Regions from separate parts of the Homo sapiens genome. Here region 1 is linked to region 2. Evidence: read pairs that join two places in POLR2A ChIA-PET (ENCODE). Cell type or tissue: GM12878. All regions are shown on one strand. Each heading gives the region's core, and the rest is flanking DNA. Links, peaks and the distances in the headings are about the cores only.

Region 1 (2,914 bases), core at 176-2,675, 170 kb after region 2:
AGTAGTGAGAAAATAATCACTGTAGCTTGGACTTAAAAAAATGGACTTAGGAACATCCTTTTGAAAGCTAATCTGTTCATAGTCAGAGAAATTTCCATATTGAGGTAACAAATTTGTTACAGCCTTTAGCTAATCAAGTTTGAGTAAATACTGTGATGAAAAAACTTCAGCTCTTTGACGTGCTTTGTTAAATTTGTCATAAAAAAGGACAGGACTTATCATATTGTACTTTGACCATATATATTTCTGTATGCAAGAAGCAGTTTTTAGTGCTTTTATTTTACACTACTACAATAAAATATTTCATACACATTTTTATTACCATTAAAACATGTTTTCCCAGTCTGTTCTTTATGGTTTAATCAGAAACCAGCAAGAGTCACTAAAACTTTCTTTTAAACTTCCAATTATCTTAGGTATATTTTATCTCGTTATTCATAAATATTTAAGAGTTGATTTGCTTGCACAATGATTTTGCATATAACATATTTGGCAAACATCCTGTATATAATGGAATATGTATTTTGTACATACCATACAGGGTCGAATCTCTGGAAATCTGGACAGTTGTTGAACACACCTGACAACATATGTTCATATAATATTTTCTATACTTAGAGAATGCTCATTGCAAATTCAACAAAAAAATTATTAAAAACCCTTCAGTGAATGATAAAACACAGCCTATAAACCTGCTCCTGGTGTTATGATTTTATATCACCTTAGGAAATGCTGAAGCAAATGTAAAATCAGTATGTTCAGCTCAGTTTTTATTTTATTTATTAATTTATTTTGAGATGGAGTCTCACTCTGTTGCCCAGGCTGGAGTGCAGTGGCACAACCTTTGCTCACAGCAACCTCTGCTTCCCAGATTCAAGCGATTCTCCCACCTTAGCCTCCTGAGTAGCTAGGACTACAGGCATGTGCCACCATGCCCGGTTAATTTTTGTATTTTTAGTAGAGACAGGGTTTCACCATGTTGGCCAGGCTGGTCTCCAACTCCTGACCTCAGGTGGTCCACCCGCCTCAGTCTCCCAAAGTGCTGGGATTATAGGCAAGAGCCACCACGCCCGGCCCTCAGCTCAGTTTTTTTGTTTTCTTTTCTCCCCCCGCCCAGCATGATCTTGGCTTGCTGCAACCTCCGCCCCATCCCCCTGGCTGAAGCGATTCTCCTGCCTCAGCCTCCAGAGTAGCTGGGATTACAGGCGCCCACCACCACGCCCGGCTAATTTTTGTATTTTTAGTAGAGACGGGTCTCACCATGTTGGCCAGGCTGGTCTCGAACTCCTGACCTCAGGCGATCCACCCGCCTCAGCCTCCCAAAGTGCTAGGATTACAGGCATGAGCCACCGAGCCTGACCCAGCTCAGTTTTTAAAGTGTTCAAACTGAAATAATCTTACAGATGTTTTTCCTTGTGTTTTTCACAATTTATATACCTTTAAAATGTTAATTTTGTTTTCAAAATTTGTAGTCGTCGAGAATAAAATTTAGGCCTCAAATAAAACAACACATATGCAAACTATTAGGTCATTTCATCTCATTTACATAATTAAACCAACAGATTATACTTTTGCTCATTAAAGGGCTTGATTATTTCTTCCAGGCCATTTCGCATAATCAATTTAAAAGTCTCTACTGATATCTGCAGAGAACGTATTGGCTTTTCATTGTAATTCAGCCAGCTCTCAATTATTATGAATATCAGGAGGAAGCCTTTATTTCTTCAAAAGCAATGGTAATGTACAAGATATATAAATATGCAAAGGGCCAGGCGCAGTAGCTCACGCCTGTAATCCCAGCACTTTGGGAGGCCGAGGCGGGCGAATCACGAGGTCAGGAGATCGAGACCATCCTGGTCAACATGGTGAAACCCCGTCTCTACTACAAATACAAAAATTAGCTGGGTGTGGTGGTGCGTGCCTGTAATCCCAGCTATTCTGGAGGCTGAGGCATGAGAATCGCTTGAACCAAGGAGGCGGAGGTTGCAGTGAGCTGAGATCGTGCCACCGTACTCCAGCCTGGCAACAGAGTGAGACTCTGTCTCAAGGAAAAAAAAAAAAAAAAAAAAAAGCAAAGATCTACGGAATTTACTAGGAATCTCATTAAATCACTAGTTAAATTCTTTTGTAAACTGCTTCTTTTGTAAGTTATTTCAGCAACAGTAGCATAGTAGAAAATCTGTTAAAAAAAAAAAACCACTCTGAAGAAGAAAAGAAATCTCTTTTTTTTGAGACGTAGTCTCGCTCTGTCGTCTAGGCTGGAGCGCAGTGGCACGATCTCAGCTCATTGCAACCTCTGCCTCCTGGGTTCGAGCGATTCTTCTGCCTCAGCCTCCTGAGCAGCTGGGAGTAGAGGCGAGTGCCACCACGCCTGGCTAATTTGTGTATTTTTAGTAGAGACAGAGTTTCACCATATTGGCCAGGCTGGTCTCGAACTCCTGACCTCGTGATCTGTCCGCCTCGGCCTCCCAGAGTGCTGGGATTACAGGTGTGAGGCACTGCGCCTGGCCCAAGAAAAGAAATCTTGCTTGTTTTCCCAAACAGCAGACAAAGTATTCAAACCAGTTCAAATCAGCTCAGAATTCACTTCTAAAATAAGTAAAAATTTCCATTTGCTAACTTGGTTGCTAAAACCCAGGACACAAAAAGTGGCAAAGCAAGAAGGAGCCCAGCACTCTCCCCCAAAATAACTGAGAGTTGACTGCAATTACTTACCGGCTCTGGGTCAAATCCTATCTTTCGTGTTAACTCTGCTACCATCTTTTCATGGTAATCATCCAGTTCAAGGGGGTCCATGGGCCCCAGACCTTAATGGAAACATCACCTTATTATTTTGTTAGGGTAAACGAAGAACGACAGTTATATTACCCTTTATAGGAAAACTTACCCATTCCTTTTGTAATATAATTAGAAC
Region 2 (2,914 bases), core at 157-2,656:
TTTCTCCTCTCACTGTGACCATCCCAGTTCAGGTCTCATCACTTTGTGCCTATACTCCCAGCCTCTGCCCTTCTCTGTCACCACCAAAACACTTTCTGCTAAGATAGCTCTTACCGTGTCACCTCCTTGTTCACTGTTTACAGCATAGTCTTTGGAGTTACTATGGGATTTAGGACTTATACCACTTGGGCCCTAATCTACCTCTCCATTTACTTTTCCCATTACACAGTCCTTCTCTTCATCAAACCGGATAGTCCACCAACTCTTAAAATGTCATGCCTTGTTTCATCCTAGCTAACCTACCACTTCTGCCTAGAATGTCCTTCCTACCTTTCCCTTCGTCCCTTTCTTTTTTTTTTTTTTTTTTTTTTTGAGACGGTGTCTCGCTCTTGTCGTCTAGGGAGTGCAGTGGCACCATCTTGGCTGACTGCAACCTCCACCTCCCCGGTTCAAGCGATTCTTCTGCCTCAGCCTCCGAGTAGCTGAGATTACAGGTGCCCACCATCATGCCCAGCTAATTTTTGTATTTTTAGTAGAGACTTGGTTTCACCACGCGGCCAGGCTGGTCTCGAACTCCTGACCTCAGGTGATCTGCCTGCCTCAGTCTCTCAAAGTGCTGGGATTATAGGCGTGAGCCATCGCACTCAGCCCCTTCATCCCTTTCTTTATCTCAATCCCATGTGCCCTTCAAGATGTGTCTCAAACACTCAACTTCTCTGCAAAAGCATCTCCCTCACTCCTCCTGAGCTCCTATAGCACTTTAATATCTTGTTTATATAAGTAGAGAAAAGATGGATCAATATATAGAGATATAGATACAGATAGATAGATATAAAAAACACAATTGTAGAGAGAAGGAGGAGTGCTATAAACATATATATCCCGAACTGAAGTGAATATTCTTTGAGGTCGGGGCTGTGGCTAATTAACATTTGCCTGCTCCCTACTTCTAGGTAGCACCTTGTACATAATAAATTGTTTTTAATAAAACGAAAATGTCTGGGGCTTAAAACGTTAGTGTGCATCATAATCACCTGAAGGGTTAAAACCAGTTTTCTGGACTCCACCCCCAGAGTTTCCAATTCCATGGGTTTGGGCCCCACCCAAGTTCTGCTAACAAGTTCCTAGATGACACTGATACATCTCCTGGAGTCACACTTTGAAAACCACTGCTTCAGACCGTTCCTCAAACCTCAAAGTAAAAGCCTTTAGAAAACCGGGGCAAAATGTGTCCAAAAGTCTCATGGACAAGAAAATCCTCTCAAACTGGGTGTCACCTAGTTATGTATAGATTTCATCCTGTCTACCCTGTCCAGCTCAAAGAGGCAGTGGCCCAAGGCCCCAGAGGCAGGTACCACAGGAACTACATCCATCCTCTGATCCTCGGACTGCCAGTCCAGTGCTGTTCAGCACACAGAGGGGGTCTCTAATCAAGGGCTTGGCAATAGAGGCCGAAAGACCTGACTGTACCCCAGTTCTGCCACTTGCTGTGTGCGTGATCATAGGAAAACTACTTCGCCCTCTCTAAGCCTGGATAACCAGGGTTCTTTGGGTGGAAGCAACAGAAAACAATTTGGTAAATGAAGCCAAAGAAAATGTATTAGAAAACAAATCAGTTCAAGGAACTAAGAGGAGGCTGGAGAGGCAAGCCCGGGCACAGCTCCGTGGAATGGAAAGCTACACCACAACAAAGCTGTATGCACAGATGGTCTGGCCATGACACATCTCGCAGCAGACTCTCCATGACCCTCCCACACCCAGAGTCCAGAGAGAGGCATGTGACTGACCTGGCTCACAGGGCCACAGCTGAGGGGAATGGGGCCCCTCCTTCTGGTCCCAGCAGACTATATCCAAAGGCAAGAAGTGACTTCTCAAATGGAAATCAGGAAGGGTAAAGGGATGTTGGAAAAACCAAACAGCAAGTGACTGCTCGCTAGCCTCTGTTTTATCAGTGATAAACTGGAATGATAGTAACCACTTCCTAAGTGATAAGATCTAACGAGGTAGCGTAAGTAAAGCACTTAGCCTGGCACATGGAGAGCGCCCAACAGCTACTGGCTGCCACTGTTATCACTGTTATTCATAATTACCTCCACCTTCAAAGGAAGGATGGTTTCCCATTCCCTAATAGCTCCAACAAGCTCCGAAGGAAACCTCAGTTAATTCTATATATGCCAGGAATTTGCATGAAGCAGCCCTACACCTGAGAAAAACCCAAGTGGGCTTCCCTGTATTCTTTTAGGCTTCACATACCCCTAACCCACTTTGCCTCAGATGCCAGACAACTAAGCTACACTAGAATCTAGCCAGCAAGTTATTTTAAGCTACATGCAGGGCTATGCTGGAGGACAGGTTGCTAGATATCATTGCGTTTCTGCTATAAAGGTGTTAAAAACTCAACTTTGGATTCAACTCCCATTAGCAAATAAACAAACCTGTGTGTCGCATCAGAGAGAGAAATTCAAAACCTCAAATCAAAAGAGGAGTTAAGGCCTCCTCCCACTCAGTTCTACATGGCCTCCAGCAATGGCAGAAAGACACAAAAGGGCAGGACTCTGCTCATCTCATCCTCCTTTGAGGATTCCCCAGCCACATTCTCTTTTCTCTTCCTTCAGCAACCTGAATCACAACCTACAGAAAAATGGAACCTTTCTCTCCAGGGTCCCAATTAAAAGCCAGACTCATTCCCTTTGAGCCACATCTCCCCACTGTAATTAATGAATTCTCTGCAACTCTTTAATGTCTATATCCCCTTCTAGTCTGTAAGCTCCTTGAAGGGAGGTTCCACATCTGTTCAATTCATCGCCACATCCCCTGCACCCAGCCTGGTGTCTGGCACATGGCATGTGCTTAATAAATATTTGTGAAACGTATGAGCAAAAATCTTAGCGCATGCTTTAATTCTAGGGAGGCA

Evidence for each region. Peaks named below come from ENCODE experiments on the same cell type or tissue, not always from the same donor. Only the 100,000 strongest peaks of a DNase experiment are listed, where the experiment ranks them.
Region 1: POLR2A ChIA-PET joins it to region 2 with 7 read pairs; 2 of 35 experiments call an interaction of 5 or more read pairs at or near these places.

The regions. Positions count from the first base shown.
Region 1 is chr7:25,139,526-25,142,439 of GRCh38, forward strand. It overlaps SPMIP4 (sperm microtubule inner protein 4), which reads right to left. Exons shown (of 10, transcript NM_138811.4): 9 at 2,716-2,807. Among named protein-coding and RNA genes, the nearest start is that of CYCS, 16 kb to the left of the region's middle. In GM12878, for the core only: no CTCF peak of the experiment used is centred there; no DNase peak of the experiment used is centred there.
Region 2 is chr7:24,969,756-24,972,669 of GRCh38, forward strand. The region is part of intron 1 of OSBPL3 (oxysterol binding protein like 3); the gene reads right to left. Among named protein-coding and RNA genes, the nearest start is that of OSBPL3, 9.0 kb to the right of the region's middle. RefSeq lists an enhancer at 1,601-2,256. In GM12878, for the core only: no CTCF peak of the experiment used is centred there; no DNase peak of the experiment used is centred there; H3K27ac peaks cover 1,506 bases.